Linked DNA regions of Homo sapiens: region 1 is linked to region 2. A link is an interaction called in ENCODE POLR2A ChIA-PET data of the cell type or tissue named here. Cell type or tissue: Panc1. All regions are shown on one strand. Links, peaks and the distances in the headings refer to the core of each region. The heading gives the core; the rest is flanking DNA. Region 1 has its middle 83 kb from the start of TPM1. Region 2 has its middle 12 kb from the start of TPM1.

Region 1 (8,554 bases), core at 96-8,095, 71 kb before region 2:
ATTATCTGTGAAAGAAACCATCCCAATACCCAACTAAATGAAATATTTCAATTATCTTTAATGAGATGATGTGTGCACCTGTCCCATATGTGATGTTCAATAGCGACAACTAGCCGGGTGTGGTGGCTCACGCCTGTAATCCCAGCACTTTGGGAGGCCGAAGTGGGTGTATCACTTGAGGTCAGGAGTTGAGACCAGCCTGGCCAACATGGCAAAACCCCATCTCTACCAAAAATATAAAAATTAGCTGGGCATGGTGACACGTGCCTGTAATCCCAGCTACTCAGGAGGCTGAGGCAGGAGAATTGCTTGAACCTGGGAGGCATAGGTTGCAGTGAGCCGAGATGGCGCCACTCTACTCCAGCCTGGGCGACAGAGTAAGACTGTCTGAAAAAAAAAAAAAAAAAAAAAATTACAACTATTGTTCTTCCAGGGAATTAGGCTGGGCCTAAAAGAGGCATGCCATTGGCTGGGTAAAACGCAGGTCAACTGGAACCTTATCTCATGCACTTAGCTGGCTCTCAACTTCAAGACTGTGAGGCCTCCTTGCCATACTTGGGATGTAAGAAGGGCAAGCAGAAGATGGTTTGGGGGACTTCATGCCCCCGATTGTTTTAAATCCTCACCTTCCATTTGATGTTTTAAAAAATTGCTTTTGCACCAACCTAATATTTTAGTTAATATGATCAATGACCATGAAGCTGCTCTGCCGGCAAGCCTGAGGCCACATTGGGGATTTCAGCACAGTGATGGAAGGTAGACAGCTCAGTTATCTGTGGTGATTAGAGACCAGGAGGGGAGGGACACGGAGCTCTCCAGAGGCAGAATGTTCAGATAACAGCAGGCAGGATCTGAAGGAAGAGTGAAAGGAGGGCTTGCCAGAGGAGTGGACACATGCAGGCAGAACATGGAGGCATTCTGAATATTCCCCCTCCTGCATGCCATATACTGGCCAGATGTACTGCCAGGTGAATAAGGCACAGGAGTGATATAGATGAGCGTGGTCCAATAGAACTCTCTGTGATGATGGAACTGTTCTTTATATGGTCCAATACGGTGGCCACTACCACATACAGCTATTGAGCCTTGAAATGTGGCTTGTGTGACTGGGAAACTGAATTTTTGCCTAATTTTAATTAACTGACATTTAAAACGTAAACAGCCACATATAACTACTGGCTCCTGGATTAGATGGCACAGGAGAGGAAACTGACCTAAGAGTTTGATGGAAGGAAAAAGGTTGGGAAAGTTCTGGAACATAAGCCACTGTCTATAGGGGGTCAGCCTTGATCAGGCACCACCGTGAGGGTTTTCTAAGCAGCTCTGGGCATCTGAGGCCAGGAGGGGAAATTCCAAAGGAAGGAAGGTGACTAAGAAGCGTGACAGCCTTGCCAGCCCAAGTTTGTCCAGAAACAACCCTCTTCATTTAGCATCTGGAATTTGACCAGGCAGATGTAGTTCCAGGGTATGAAACTGACCTCCAAACTCTGTGCAAGCTCTGGGAGGCACATTGCTGTGCAGGAAGCAATGCGACGTGACAGTGAGCACTCTTCAATGTCAGGCCCATTCTGTCTATATCATGCGGTCCCACAAGCTGGGAGAATTGCTGCTCACTCCGTTGTTTCCCTTGGTCCCTGCATGTACCTCTCAGAGAGCACCCACTCTGTGATTTCAACCCCTTCCTCCCTCCCTCCCTCCTTCCTTCCTTCCTTCCTTTTTTTCTTTCTTTTTTTTAAAAAAAGTTTTGATGCAATGAAATAGAATTGATGCACAGGTCCTAAGTTTGGGCTGTGGGTTCTACATCCCAGCAACTGCCTCTGTCAATTGATGTGTCTGTCATCTTTGCCTAAGATTTGTGACTGTAGCTATAGGAGCCGTTTTTGTTGTTGTTGTTTTCTTCTTAGACCTATACAGGGTGTAATCTGTAGGGCATCATTGAAATCAACTTGTCCAAATCCTATATGTTACATACGGAAGGACAGAAAACCCAGAGAACTAAGAAGCTCACCGCAGCTCACCTGCCCCTGAATTAGTGGAAGGTAAGGAATTAGAACCTGCAGATGACACACCCAACCCTCCCTATCCAGGAACCACCCCTTCTTGCCTAGAATGAATCCTCCATTTTTGTCAGCCCCTCACGTGTTTCCACTGCAAAGGTGTTCTTCACCCTGCCTTCAGGGACGCAGCATAAATCCTTAGATTTCCTCACATTGTCTTCCCTCTTCATTCACCCCCCTGGGCTCCAGTGGAAATTAGGCCAAAGAAGAACCACCTTCCACTCCTGCCCTACCTCACTCTCTCCTACAACACTGATATCTAGGATAGTCCTCTCAATCTTTAATGTGCATAAGAATCTCCCTGGGATCTTGTTAAAATGCAGACGCAGACAGTAGGTCTGGCTTGAGGCCTGACATTCTGCACTTCTAACAAGACCCCAGGTGATGCTGAGGCTGCTTTGAGGAGCAAGTCTCACGCTTTGGTCCTAAGGGCTAGAGCTGAAAGGAGCTGCCAGAGGTCAGGTGCTCCAGAAGTAGAGCTAAGCCGGCGATTCCTATAGACGGGGCCCCAGAGAAACCAGTAAGATAGTCGAGGAAGTAGAATGAGGTAGAAAGGAAGCTAAGCAAAGAGCTGGCTTCAGCTAAAATCTAACCTCAGCCTGATCCACAGGTTGCTCTGGGACATAAGTGACACCACAAAGCTGTTCCAGTGTCAGCTGAGGCAAAGGAGCTAGGTTTTTGCTTCCAGCATCAGGCAGTCATTAGCTGTGAGCTGCCCCTGGGAGAAGGACATTGCCATCCCTGGATAACCTCCAGGCATTTTCAGGGTTGGCAGCTCCCACTTGGTAAAGGGCAAGCCTCCAGAGAAGTAAACAAGCATGAGCCAACAGTATGCAACACTCACAGCAGCTGGGGGCAGGTGCCCCCGCGGTAAAGAGGATCCAAGCAGGCCCCCAGCAGAATCTAGCATGAGGGCCTAAAACTCTTGCAGGCCATCTGCCCAGCCCCACTTTTGCATAGCAGAGATTTTAACTTTGAAAGCTATGCATATGTACATGAAAAAACAGAATTAGAAACACCAACACAAAACTTTACAACGGTGATCTCAGCTTGACTTTCTTGTCTTTTTCCACAACTTTCAAATTTGCTACAATTAACATACATTCTTTTTGTTGTTGTTGAGATGGGGTCTCAGTCTGTGGCCCAGGCTGAGTGCAGCAGCGCAATCGCAGCTCACTGCAGCCTTGACCTTCCTGGCTCAAGTGATCCTCCCACCTCAGCCTCCTGAGTAGGCGTGTGCTACCATGCCTGGCTAATTTTTGCATTTTTTTGTAGAGACAGGGTTTTCCCATGCTGCCCAGGCTGGTCTTGAACTCCTGGGCTCAAGTGATCCACCTACCTTGGACTCCCAAAGTGCTAGGATTACAGGCATGAGCCACCGTGCCTGGCCAACATGTATTAATATAAACCAATCAAAGTAAATTCACTGATAGCCCAGCTCAGAATCTTAGAAATATTTTTATTTTATTTAGTAACTTTTTATTGAATGCCTGTTATTACCATTTACAGTCCTATGTGATTCCAATCAACCTTCACAGTGCAATACTAATGACAGGGCACACATCTGAAATGCAATTGGTAGCAAAGAGAAATTATAGACTGTTTAGTATGGTTTTAAGTTTGAATCTATTTTTTTTCCAAGTCTTTGAAAATTGCTTATCTACATAGCCCTTTAACTGGAACAGCCCATTCATCAACCCCTGGTTTAGTGATGTGAAATGCCAAGACACAGGTCTTGGCAAAAGGGCTAACAGAACTCAGGCCCCTGACTCCTGTTGGTTCTCAAAGACCACACAGCCTGTTGGTGCCCCATGAGCAATTTCTATGGACTTCCTTCTTTGTTTGCCCTGCCTAATTAAGCAATCAAGTTAATTGAGATTAATGGCTTGCTTAATAGGGATTAATAACTTGCCAAAAATGCCCCAGGTTTGGGAACTTACAGCAGTAGTACTGCTCGTTGTAAAAGCTGGAGATGTGGTGGCCAAGCAGAGCCCAGACCCTCCGGCCTCTCTGCTCACTTCTCAGAGGGTGCCTCAGGCCTTCAGGAAGAGATGGGATACTGTGGGGAGAGGGGGATGGGGGAGGTAAAGCTGCCACATTAGATTGACCTTCAGAGGCCCTACAGCTCCTGCTCAGGCCACAGAGGCCTCCATTGCTGAGCCAGGCACCAAACCCAGTGCACGGGCATAGTCCCAGCTTGGTAGGCCTGGGCTCCTGGGCTCCTGGCGAGCCCTAAGGTGCCTTCCAGTTCCAACAGTCCCTGGGTCTCTGGGTTCTCAATCTTGGTTTCCTCTTAGAATCTCCTGGAGGGAGCTTTTTTAAAAATGCTGATGCCCCAGCCCTACCCAGAGTTTCTGATTTAATTGGTCTGGAAAGAGGGGAGATCCTTTTTATAAAAGTTCCCCAGGTGAGTCTTATGTGCGGACACTGACAATGAGATTGAGGAGTTTTTTTAAAGCCCAGTCCTTTTGGTGATAAGAGTGAAAGAAAGTGGAAGGAAGGGGCCAGGCGTCGTGGCTCATGCCTGTAATCCCAGCACCTTGGGAGGCCGAGGTGGGAGGATCACCTGAAGTCAGGAGTTTGAGACCAGCCTGGCCAACATGGAGAAACCCTGTTTCTACTAAAAATACAAAAAATTAGCCAGGCATCGTGGTGCATACCTGTAACCCCAGCTACTCGGGAGGCTGAGGCAGAGAATTGCTTGAACCTGGGAGATGGAGTTTGCAGTGAGCCAAGATCATGCCACTGCACTCCAGCCTGGACAACAGAGCAAGACTCTGTCTCAAAAAAAAAAAAAAAAGAAAGTGGAAGGAAAGAAAGAACGGAAGGAGGGAAGAATGGAACCAGAGCCACTGATACCAAGGGGTTTCTCAGATTGAGGGGAAGAGGGAGGGGAAGAGGGAGGGGAAACAGGACAAGGGCAGAAGGAAGGAAGACAGTCCACACCAAATGGCAGCTGCCTCTCTCCTGCTGTCTGTAGGCTACGGAAGGTCGTGGTTGTTTCTTCTCATTCCCAGTGGAGAAAGAATCAATGGCTTGAATTTTCTGCCCAAGGAGTCGTTTTTTATCTTGGCTGATGCCCTTGAGTCTCTCAGTAGAGCCTCACAGAGGTGGGGACATTTGTCTCCTGCAGACTGCAGCCGGTCTGCACACCTTGATGCACACCTGGAAGGCTACCCCTTTGGCTTGGGGCCTCCCCTCCCCAGGTGGAGGGTTCTCTCCCTTCCCTTCCCTTCCCTCAGCTGCTCAGCCTGCAGGTCTGAAGTGGGCACAAGGGCCAGAGCCCAGCGGGTGCTGGACGGGCCAGCCTCGTGATGCCTCCGGTTTTACAAGACACTGGCCTTCTCCTCCTCTTCCCTCCCCACAGACGTCAAAGGCTTCACAAAACAAACACGTAGCTCTGGGGTCAGAGACCTCTGGCAAGAAGTTCTGGGCCCTCCTAGGTTGGGGACTGTGCTTGCAGGATTGAGCAGAACGGGGAAGGCCAGCTAGATCGCCACTGGAAAGAGCAAAGAGCTATCCACAAAGGGAAAGGGGAGAAGGGAGAGACGTTCCCAGAGAGTGTGGGGGGATTTTGAGAGGGGGCAATGGCAGATCTTGGAGCAGCTGCCCTACTCGGATGTTGGGGAGTGGGAGCAGCTACATGGTGGCACAGAATTCTAAACATTTTGCTATGCTTGATGGATATATATAATCCCCTTAGATGTTTTTCAAAAGACAACAAACTATTCAAATTGCTTTTCAATTATGTTTGGATGTAGCTCTGCTGTTACTTCTGAATGCAACACCTTGTGAATGAAAGCTACAGTGCAAACCCAGAGGCCTCGATTTATCTGAGACAAGATTATCTACCGCCAAGGCGCACGGGAGGATTGAATTGATGATGTACCTGCAAACGCCCAGTGGCACGATGCCTGGCACAAGACGGGCAGGTGTTCACTAAGTCCAGGATCTCACCACCTCCTCCCACCTCCATCCTTCCATCCACTGACCCCAGAGAGCCATGCTTTAGCCTAACTGAACAGCACAGGGCATGTCTGTTTAAGGGGTAACTCTCACAGTGGGCATTTCAGGCCCTGGAAGCTGCTGGAGGTTTTGTGGGCAGCTGCCTCCTCCTAGAAAATGGCTTTGCTGTCAGTTCTGACCTGGTGTGGGGAGTACACTCACACCTATCAGACATCTTAGCAGAGGCTAAGGAGCAATTTACTCTGGGCGCCAACATTCCCTGGCAAGGTCAGATTCCTGATGCCCTTTTGGGGGTGTGGTCCTGCCGGTGACCTCTGTAGCTGTCCATCCTTCACCCCACACCCCGGTCCCTCACTGCTCTGGCTTTCCTACCAGGACTAGCTCTGGCCGAGCCCACAGGACTGGTGTTGCAGGGAGGAAGTGGTGAGCTACCAGGAGACACTCCAGAAACGGTGTCTGTAATTGGCCTGGAGAGAGTGGCTGTCCAGATGCAGGCAATTTTGACTTTGATGTGAGCAGAATTACAAAGAATCATAAAAAGAGCCTATGATTTGGGCTGAAACCGTGCCACGGCAGTTGAGTCCCAGCCCTGCACACAGCTGCCTTCCCCTTCTGCCTGGAAGTCAGCCCTCCTGGCAGCCGCCCTCTGCCCTCTGCCTGGCCAGCCCCTGCTCCTGTTCACAGTTGCACTCAATGCCCCTTCTCCAGGAGTTGGGGCCCCGACTTGTCCTTGCTTACAGCACCCATCCCCTCCCTCAACGCACCTACCCCCCTTTCAGTTAAATTGCTTCGGGTGACTCCTCCCCTCCCTTGGTCCCCATCAGACTGAAGAGCACAAAGGCAGGGGCTGCAGCTGTCGTGTGGTGTTCACCCCAGTGTTCCAGAGCTGGCCGGGGCCGGCACGTGGTGAGCCCTCGGAGCACCTGTGTTACATGGATGAATGAAGGAAGGAAAAACGGCTGGTTTTTTAGTGGGGCTTCTTGTATAACACCAGGAATCTAGGTGTGGGAAACCTCCTTACCAGAGGAGGATCCAATTTTCGTGAACCCCGAACCTGATTAATTTGGGGGCCCCTTTGAAGAAAAAACTTTAAAAAATAATAATTATACCATAAATTTTACAAAAACCCATGACATCGAAGGACGTATCTAGGCCACTTCCAGGACTTAAAGTAAGACACTGTACAGTGTATGTGTCATTACTCCATCCTCAGGCTCCAGGTGAGGGCAGCCCAGCATGACTCTCAGGACGCTTCTGCCAATGGCACTGCTTTAGAGCGAAAGGCACCAGCAAAGAGAACTCCTAACCCACAAGCTCTCTCCCCTCTACCTTCCCTTTCCTGAGCCACGGCCCAGTCAGTTAATCTGGGCTCTGAAGGGTGACAGGTTTGGGGATAAAAGACAAAAACCCATGGAGTCATGGGGCCCTAAGAGTCCCGCCAAACCTCATCTACCTATGGTCACTGCTGCCTGACATCCATTATGAGGAACAGTGATTTCTGCACAGGCCTTAGGCCTAGCTCAGGGCTCAGCTCAGTGCTTAGAGCTCTCCTCTGCAGATCTCTGGAGCAATCTTTCTCTTTCTCTGGGCAGCTCTTTCCCCTCTAGTGCTCTGCCCTGTGAATTCTAGCCACCTTGACCTCCCTGAATTCTCAATGCCATTTTCTCAATTCAGGGAGCCCCCAGCTCTGTTTGGATTCCCCCACTGCACTGTGGCCTGCACACTCCCTCCAGACAGCAAGCTGGGATGCCTCGTTTGTGTCCCTTCTCATGGTTCGCTGTCCTGAGCCTGTTATTTTTAATATTTTACCTGTTTTTTTTTTCTTAGTTCTTTAAGGTGGGAGAGGGTAATTCGGTTACTGTTGTTCCATTTTGGCCGATAGTAGACATCTAGTTCACCCATATTCAGGAAATTGTCTGCCAAATACAGGTCTAGAGAACAGAGTTTGAATGTCAGTCATTCTTTTGATTAAAAGTGGTGTTTCAAAGAGAAGCGGCTAGTTCAGTTTTCACACCTTGAACAATCACACACGTGCTTTTGCTCCAGAGCACCACTGCAGCTCGCCACGATGCTTTCTGCATTGGTCCCTTCCGTCACATGGTGGTAGCAAGACTCCTGCTCCAGGACTGAGATTCCACACAATTATTTTAGCATTTCATCAAAGACATTCTTAACCCATTGCCTTTTTTTTTTTTTTTTATCTTGTGAGTGCATAGCAGCGGAGAAGAACAAGACCGCTAGTACCTTTGAGGGCTGTCTTTGATTCATGCTAAGGCACCAGCCGTTTTATACTCCCCTTTTTTGCTTTTGCACCATTGGAGTGCAAGTGTCCATGCAGCACGGTATTGTTATGAAAATAGTTTTGACCTCTCAACCCTCTGAGTCTCAGGGCTGCCCAAGGGTTTGTGGAACAGAAGGTGAGTGCCACTCAGTTGAGCTACCTTGAGTAACCCCCAGACTGCTGGCGATCTTCCTGCCTTGGCCTCCCAAAGCAATAGGATTATAGGCGTGAGCTGCCATGCCCAGCCCCT
Region 2 (8,554 bases), core at 359-8,358:
CCAGGGGTGGGTGAGGATGGTCTCAGGAACAGGTGATCCTAGGAATCCAGATAGACAAGACCCTCACGATGGCCTGAGGGGCAGGATCCTGGTGGTCAGTCAGAGCACTGCATTCGTGCAGATCCAGGTCTGATGGACAGTCTGGATTGGAGGGAGAATGGTTATCATGGAAAGACAGTACTTGGGTACTGAGGCCCAACAGCAAGACTTCAGACCAAGATGGGCGTGGGGGACAAGATAGAGGAGACCAGTATTGGAGGATTAGGAGGTCAATGTAGAAATGGTAAGCAAGTCAGAAGCCCATCCCTGGAGCTCAGGCCCAGGTGGAGCTGAGGGTGCAGCAAGGCTGCAGAGGCCCAGGTTGACTCAAGGAGCATCTGCAGAATTGCAGCTGCAAGCCCCATAGCTGTGCTCCTCAGTTCTAAAGTCATGAATCCAAGAGCCAACAAGTAAGTGTTTATAGAACACCAACTCTATGATTGGTACTATGGGAGTTCTTCCAGCCAAATGAAGATTGTCAGGCAACAAATACCAGTTTTTAGTTATACGAGACTATCCTCAATCTGGAAAGGCATCCTTCATCTGCTGCCACAGGTAACACTGATTCCCCCTCACCTGGCACCTGGACCCTCCTAGCTGGGCACCCCTCTCAGCTGTGGAGCTCCCCACAAACTTGCCTTAAAGGTGTACAGCTCTAAAGTCTGGAATTCACTTTGATTTGGGATGATGGGGCTGCAACACAGTCCTTCATATTGAAATCTCAGGAGAAGCAGCCTCTCCTTAACTACACCTTCACAGTTTTCCTTTTTGTAGTCTCTGGGTTTCTGAGATAATAAATACTATCTCCAAAACAGGTGATAACAATGACAGTGATGACACTAGACTGTGAGACTCCAATGTGGAGTCAAGGCAGGAAACTTTATTGACAAAAGGAGGACTTAGTCAACACAGGAGTTCTGGGGACAATAAGATGGAAATCAAATACAGAGTAACCAAGATAAGGCCCTCACTTTCCATAAATACCTTTGCCTTCTCCAAAAGCAGGTACTTTCTAACTACAAAAGTATAACACAATGTGAGATGACAGGTTCAAATCCAAACTCCATCCTATTACTTTCAGAGACTACCTGTGATTTTGTAGCATCTCCTAGTTTTTTCAAATATATCAAAGACCCTAATTTTCCAAGCATTCATCCCAAAAGTAAATTCTCCAAAAAAAAAAAAAAGGACATACATCACCCAAAAATTATGCAGATTGGTCCTGAGCTCTTCCACGTCAGCTTCTGGCCTCTCAGAACACCCTCATCACCCCAGTGTTCAGGTCCTGGGACAATTTTTCGATAACAATTTATCTACATAATGTTCACCATTGTGAGCAGAACTGGCATGAATCTTTGCACCTCACTGGAGCTATGAGAATTGTCTCTATTGGAAATGCTTCTGAATTAAATCAGCTGGGTTTCAATTCCTCACAAGCTAAGCTCAGTGTTATGTCTCATGTTGGTCCATTTTTGTGGCTTCCTTTCCCTCTCCTCAAGGCTTTTATGACCCATGAGAAAATGGGGGCAAGACCTCTAGTTGTGGTCCACTGTGGTCACTGTTAGTCCCTGGTCCAAGCTGTGGGGTCCATTCAAAGGTAGGCTGCTCCACAAATATGTCCACAACCAGCATGCCAAGCTCAACCACGGACAGAAGCCAACTCCACAGGTGCCATGGTCCTTAAGCTTTCAGGCAGCCATCCCACCCCCAGTTCTGCCACCCTCACAGAGCTCAGCGCAGGGTTGTTGTACAAGTATTGATGGATTGGGTGAAACCCACCTTGTTTCTTTCAGCTATCTGACATCTGGCTCATTACCATTTCAGAAACTAAAATACGGCTCCCAAAAACAGTGGCCATGCTCATCCCATGGGCAAATGTACCTTACTACTAATTTGTCTATTTTGATGGTTGAAACAATTTGTTGTGTGCTTGTTAGGCACCACCAAAGATTAAAAGAAATAGATGACATGGCCACTACTCCTAAAGACTTTTATTTTCTAGTTGGGAAGGTAAGTACCCATGGGAAGGTCTAAAGTTAATAATAGTACAAAATAACAATGAAAGTAACACCTCAAGACACATTGGCACATCTCATTGGATTCTCGGAGCAATCCTGGGTGACAGGTATTACAATTTCCCATTTTGTAGGTGAGGAAACTGAGGCATATATGATCCTCCCATAAGACTTGCCTCTGGAGGGGGAAACTAACCTGGGGCCAGAGGGGGTCATGCCCGGCTGTTACCCCCTGCTGTCTTGCTCCCTACCCTCTGTGACCCGCAAACTTCACAACACACATGTATACACACACACACACACACACACACACACACACACATACTCCAACCCTACCTTATTGGAACATCTGACTCTGTAATGATCTATAAAAGTTTTATTGTTCCTTCTTTTAGAAAGTTGCTGGATCTCCCTAGCACTTGTAAATAATGTGTGCTCCAGCCCCTATCTCTGCCCTGTCCCTAATCATAGGCACCCAGTGGGTAATTATCCAACAGCCAACAAGGGAGCAACAAGAATCCCATGAGGAAACTCAGTCCGGGGATTCTTCTGAGGTCACAGACCTCCATTCATGGGTGGTCGACCCTTCAACCCTTCTGCCCCAACCTGTCAAGGAGACAATTGCCACAGCCCATGTGAGAGGCACTCTGGTTTTCCAGCCTCATCCCCCACTCTGCCCTTCAGTCTTCCCAGTAGATCAAATGACTTCCTACTATTTCCTGAACATACCCCCTCCCCAGGCTTGGGAGCGTGTCCTTTCCTCCTCCTGGAGTGCTCTTCTCTCAAGTAATGCTTGTCCAATTACTGCTCAGACTACAAAAACTAGGCCTAAATATCACCTCCTCCTTCAATCCTTTCCTGATTTTCTCCATCCATATATGAGCTTGCCTTTCTCTGAAACACCATAAAATTACAAGTGGATCATCTAAAAGTGTTCATCTCTATCCGCTTCTTATTACAGAAGCATATTTGCAGATTTGTCTTAGGGGATAGGAGTCAGAGTTCTGAGTCTGTCCAACCTCTGGCACTTATGACCCATGCAAAATTGGGAAACTGAGCCACAAGAAAGTCATCTATAAAATGGGGTTTCATGAGGATAAAATGAGACAACAAAGAGAAAGCACTTCATAAACAATAATGGGCTTTACTCATGTTATGCTTAACCTCTCTCTGCCTCAGTTGGCGCGTCCATGAAAACACGTGTAGTGATGTCTCCCGCTTGGATTTGCCGTGAGGATTCGATGAGGTCGTGTATGTAAGGCAAAGTGAGCATAGTCCCCCGCCTCCATCTCTGGCCCTGTCCATGTCATAGCAGAGCTTGGACTGGAGACACCCCATTATATTTTTCACTCTGACCACGATGTTGTACAGGATTTAGGATGCTGCTGCAAACACTCTTTCATGGGGGTGACTTTTGGAACCTGGGCAGGAATTCCAATGCTCTGTAATAATAATCATCATCATAAACAGTTGGTGGTCCCTGCATCCAGGAAATCAGTTTTTAGGGGCCAAGTCTGTGCTGTGAGGGAACATGCCCCTCCCTCAGAGGTAGAGACTGCAGAGCATGTGTGTCTATAAAACCACAGCTAATCCTCAGAGCCAGATGGAAGAGCTGCCTTCCTGAGTGGCCAGCTGCGGCATCGGAGCCAGAAATGCCCCACAGAGGCAGTTTGGGAAGCATCAGCCCTAGTGCTCCATGAGCCACGTTACTGAATTGCAACGTTGATGCGGGAAGGTGAATAATAAATCAGGTTAGACATTGGGTCAAGGATCTGCATCTGAGAAGAAAAGGAAATGATAAACTATCAGAGTTAGAAGGAACCAGCTCAGACCAACATCTTTGCTGCAAACTTCCAAGCCCCTCCCTTCCCCGCTTTCTCTTCTTCTTTTCAGGGCTGGGTCCCACACCCTTTCAGCATCACGTGTCCTTACACCCTCCAGCCACAGTTGACGTGACTGAGAGCGGACCAAGCTGGGCCAGTCAAATTCTCTCTCCTGGAATTCTGGAATTGGAAACTGGACACTGGTCAGCTTCTATTGGGATCTTTACCCAGGAAGACTCACTTTCATGGATGGAATACAGACTGGAAGCCAGACAAGAGAGAGGAGTATGGGAAACGCATGCCTCATTCCAAGAGAAACAGCTCAAGCAGGCAGCCCTGCATGAGGAACACCGCAAAAAAAAAAAAAAAACACTCACTGAAGACACAAACCTCTCTTGCCTCATCACTTTAGTGAAGTAACAGAGTGCCTTGCACACATAGGTGCTACTAAATTCAAGTTTATTGACATTCACTAATAATCAAAAACAAGTGGGGATCTAATCACAGTGTAGATTTGAGGGAGAAACAAAGAGCCTCTGAGCTCCTTAAAATCAGGGGCCAGGTTTATATAAAGCTGAAACGCAGGAAAAAACTAGCCGGGATGGTGGTCAGCTGTAGGGGGGATAATATGTGGAAGGGGGCACAAGGGGCTTCTGGAACGTTCTGATTCCTGTTCTGGGTGCTGGTTACAAGGGCCTGCTGGGCTTGTGAAAATTCAGTGAGCTATATGAGTATGACATACGCACATCTCTGTACATATGGTATATGTCAATAAAAAGTTTAATGGTACAACAAACGGGAGTCAGGTCTTGACTTACCCAGAGCCCACCTGATACAGTCCTGGCAGGAATTCAAGGTTCCATCTCCCTAGCATTTTCATACAAGCAATATCTGATTAAAATAAATAACCAAAGTGGCCTGGAAGAAAATAGGAATCAGAAAGCCAAGTCAGAGAAGGGCAGCAGTGTGCTCAGAGGAATTCAGGGGGTAGAAAAAGAACTCGTTGCCAAGAAGACAATCCCAAATGATGCGTTAACAGTAATGTGTTTGGGCTAATGTTTTATACACAGACCCACAAACAAACACACATATTTGTCCATGTGTACACATGCCTTGGACCTTTTGATAAATTTATAACCATTATGAAGAGAATATTTAACTTTTCTACATGGTAGGCACTGTGTTTTACATTCATTAAATAGCTCAATCATGATAATCACCTGCTGAAATGGGTACTATTATTATCCCCATTTTTCAGATGAAGAAATCAAGGTTCAAAGAGGTAGTGACTTGGCTGTCACCCTGGTAATAAATGGGTAAATTAGGTTGGTCTAACTGCAAAACCCACGCTTTTAAAATAACACTTTCCAACTCCCCAAAAACATACAGACACAGATATTGGTACCTCAGCGCCTCTGTGTGAAATATAACACAGAATACGTTCCATTTCATTCATCAATGGCTTCTACGGCTAACACATCCAACAGCAAGACAAGTGAGTTTGTTTGTTTCAAGGTGTAAATAGGAGACGGCCAATTTGCCGATCATTTTCGCCTATGTGAATTTTGGAGAGGAAGCGGCAGACACGGCGGTTCTGCTAGCACACTTAACCCTCCTAACAATTTGATGAGGTACATATTCTTATCTCAAGTTTACGGAAGGAGAAACTGAGGCTGCATGCAATTAAGGGCCTTCATCAGACCCTTGCCCGGGTGACTCCAAAGCCCAAGAACGCATGTTCACTCCCAAACAAGGCAATCTATATCCTTGTGTTAACCTCTGAACTGGCCCCACTGTGTCACTGGGTTGGGCAGGAGGGCTCATGTATGATGGGGCCTCGTGCCAGGCCAGGCATGCTCAGTGACTGGGCTGTCACTCTCAGGGCTTCTGTTTGTCTCTGGCAATACCAGGGTGCTCAGGCCGACCAGCTCAGCAGGTGCCCAGAAATGATGACACCGAGGAGAAAACCCACCCTGGGCTCCCTGTCATGGAGGAACCCAGGAACCCAGGGAACAGCCATCAGCACATGTGCCTTGGAGAAATTTGAATGAAGACCGAGAAGTCACAAGCCAAACCAGCTACCTCGGAAGGGAGAAGGACATGAGAAGTACATCATTCCAGCCATGAGCTCACCGTCCTTACTCAGAGTTCAAGGCTGATGAGAGGGAGCAGAGGTAAGGCCGCGCTGACCCCTGCCTTCTCTCTTCTCAAGCTGAGAAGATCCTGGCTGCTGGCTTTCCTATTGCTGTTAACAATGTACAACTACAAGATATCGTGACTGTACTTTTTTAACGCACTTAGGAACAATTGTTCACTCAGTAAATATGTGTGGCGGGCCTACTCCCATCAGTCATCGGGAGGGGAGACACAGTCTATTGGTTAAGAACGTGGACTCTGCTGCCTGTCTGAAGAGTTAAGTCCTAGCCTCATCCAAGCCTCGTCTATTGGGGGTCTGCGGCTATGATTACTTGTGTTATGACTCAGTGGAAGTCCTAAGGTGAGTGCTGGTGAGAAGCATGCCTTCTAGGAGAGGCTTTAGGACAAGTACGCAAGTACCTGTGATGGTGAAGACAGAACAGGTAGAATCTGGCATGTAACCTAACAGGTAATTCAGAGTCACAAGCACTATTCCTTTCAAAACTGTCTCTTTGGGAGGCCTCTTATTTATATGTAAAGCATTGTTGTGGATGGCTAAAGGAGCTTTTAGGCAAGCTTATTAACTTATTATTATTATTATTATAAAAGTAGAACATGCTCATTTTTCAAACATTGGAAAATAAAGAATTTCTGAAATTACTAACAAGTCTATCATGCAAAACAATGACAGTCAACATTTTGCTGTCTGTTCTTTTATTTGGATTTGTTTCCAAAAGCATTTTTTAGCTCCACATTTGGAGCTGCTATTCCTTTAGACTCTGTAGCACATTCTTTTTTTGTTTTTTGTTTTTGTTTTTTTGAGATGGAGTCTCACGTCGCCTGGACTAGAGTGCAGTGGCACGATCTCGGCTCAGTGCAACCTCCGCCTCCTGGGTCCAGGCAATTCTCCTGCCTCAGCGTCCCAAGTAGCTGGGATTATAGGCACGCACCACCATGCCTGGCTAATTTTATATTTTTAGTAGAGATGGGGTTTTGTCATGTTGGCCAGACTGGTCTCGAACTCCTGACCTCGTGATTCACCCGCCTCGGCCTCCCAAAGGGCTGGAATTACAGGCATCAGCCACTGTGCCCAGCCCGTAGCACATTCTTTTGACTTTGCCTGGTGAAGCAAATCTTCTTTATCCTTTGAAGGTACGTTGGAGTTTTGGAAACATCCGTAAGTCGTCAGGAACCAGGTGTGGCAAACTTAATAAAAGATCAAGCTGGGGGCATGTTGCTTTTGGTCCAAACACAAGATGGTAAAGCAATGAAACTAATTTTACTGGGTGACTTGTAAAAGACCACTAACAACAGTTCCAGTAGGTCGTTTGAAATTTGGGTTTGCCACAGGCAATAACCTAGAAATAAAGGATCCCACAGAGGGCCAGAATTCCAGGTTGTTCACTTTTAAATTTCTGGTGCCAAGTTTTATGCCTGACAAATAGTAGGCACTGAAAAACAGCTGGGTGTCCCAAAGGAAATTGACTACTTTATTTTTATATTAGTTTTTACTTGCTGTGAGGCTTTGGCTTATGTACACGCCAAAGTGGATTCTTCTTCCTTTAAGAGACTCAGGCAATTATAAACCCTCCAAAATTTTCTGTAATACACTCAAGAATATATTTTTAAATAACAACGAAGGGAAAATAGGAGATTATTAATACTTTATATAATTCACAAATATATTCTACTTTAAAAATTAAACCATAAAGATATAGCTATACTCCTTTTTGAAGACCATATCTGATCCTAGCACCCCTCCTACCTCTTCAAAGGAAGTGAATTCAGTTATCAAATTAACAGTAACTTCCCACATCGGGTGTGTGTGTCTGTGCGTGTGTGTGTGTAATCATACGCATATATGACATATATTGCATATATATAATACATATCGGGCTGGGCGCAGTGGCTCACACCTGTAATCCCAGCACTTTGGGAGGCCGAGGCAGGCAGATAATGAGGTCAAAAGATCGAGACCAACCTGGCCAACATGGTGAAACCCCATCTCTACTAAAAATACAAAAATCAGCTGGGCGTGGTGGTGCACGCCAGTAGTCCCAGCTACTCGGGAGGCTGAGGCAGGAGAATCACTTGAACCCAGGAGGCGGAGGTTGCAGTGAGCTGAGATCGCACCACTGCACTCCAGCCTGGAGATAGAATGAGACTCCATCTCAAAAAATAAATAAAATAAAAAATATTTTAAAAAATACATATCATTTTTAACTAAGTTATATTACCATATGTTTGATTTTACTGCTTATATTTTTTGCCCAACTAAAGCAAAACTGATCATGGTGACAAAATCCATTTCAATATATAAGTTCTGATTTCCTTCCTTTTAAAATAAACTCTTGATTTCATACCAGGCCTTCCACAGTGTTTGGGAGAATTTAGAGTTGCCAGAGAAATTAGCAGAGGCACGTAAGAACTTCCACACTGGGTCAGCCCTAGGATTTAGCAGCCCAGCATTGTACATCTGACAGTGATGCCAAGGAATGCTGTGGATGGATGGGCTGATGTCAAACTCCAGGATTAGAGACA

What was found. ChIA-PET counts read pairs that join two places held together with the same protein. Peaks named below come from ENCODE experiments on the same cell type or tissue, not always from the same donor. Only the 100,000 strongest peaks of a DNase experiment are listed, where the experiment ranks them.
Region 1: POLR2A ChIA-PET joins it to region 2 with 11 read pairs; 8 of 35 experiments call an interaction of 5 or more read pairs at or near these places.

What each region holds. Positions count from the first base shown.
Region 1 is chr15:62,955,901-62,964,454 of GRCh38, forward strand. No RefSeq gene overlaps it. Among named protein-coding and RNA genes, the nearest start is that of TPM1, 83 kb to the right of the region's middle. RefSeq lists an enhancer at 5,370-5,870. In Panc1, for the core only: no CTCF peak of the experiment used is centred there; no DNase peak of the experiment used is centred there; H3K27ac peaks cover 5,134 bases.
Region 2 is chr15:63,026,240-63,034,793 of GRCh38, forward strand. No RefSeq gene overlaps it. Among named protein-coding and RNA genes, the nearest start is that of TPM1, 12 kb to the right of the region's middle. In Panc1, for the core only: no CTCF peak of the experiment used is centred there; no DNase peak of the experiment used is centred there.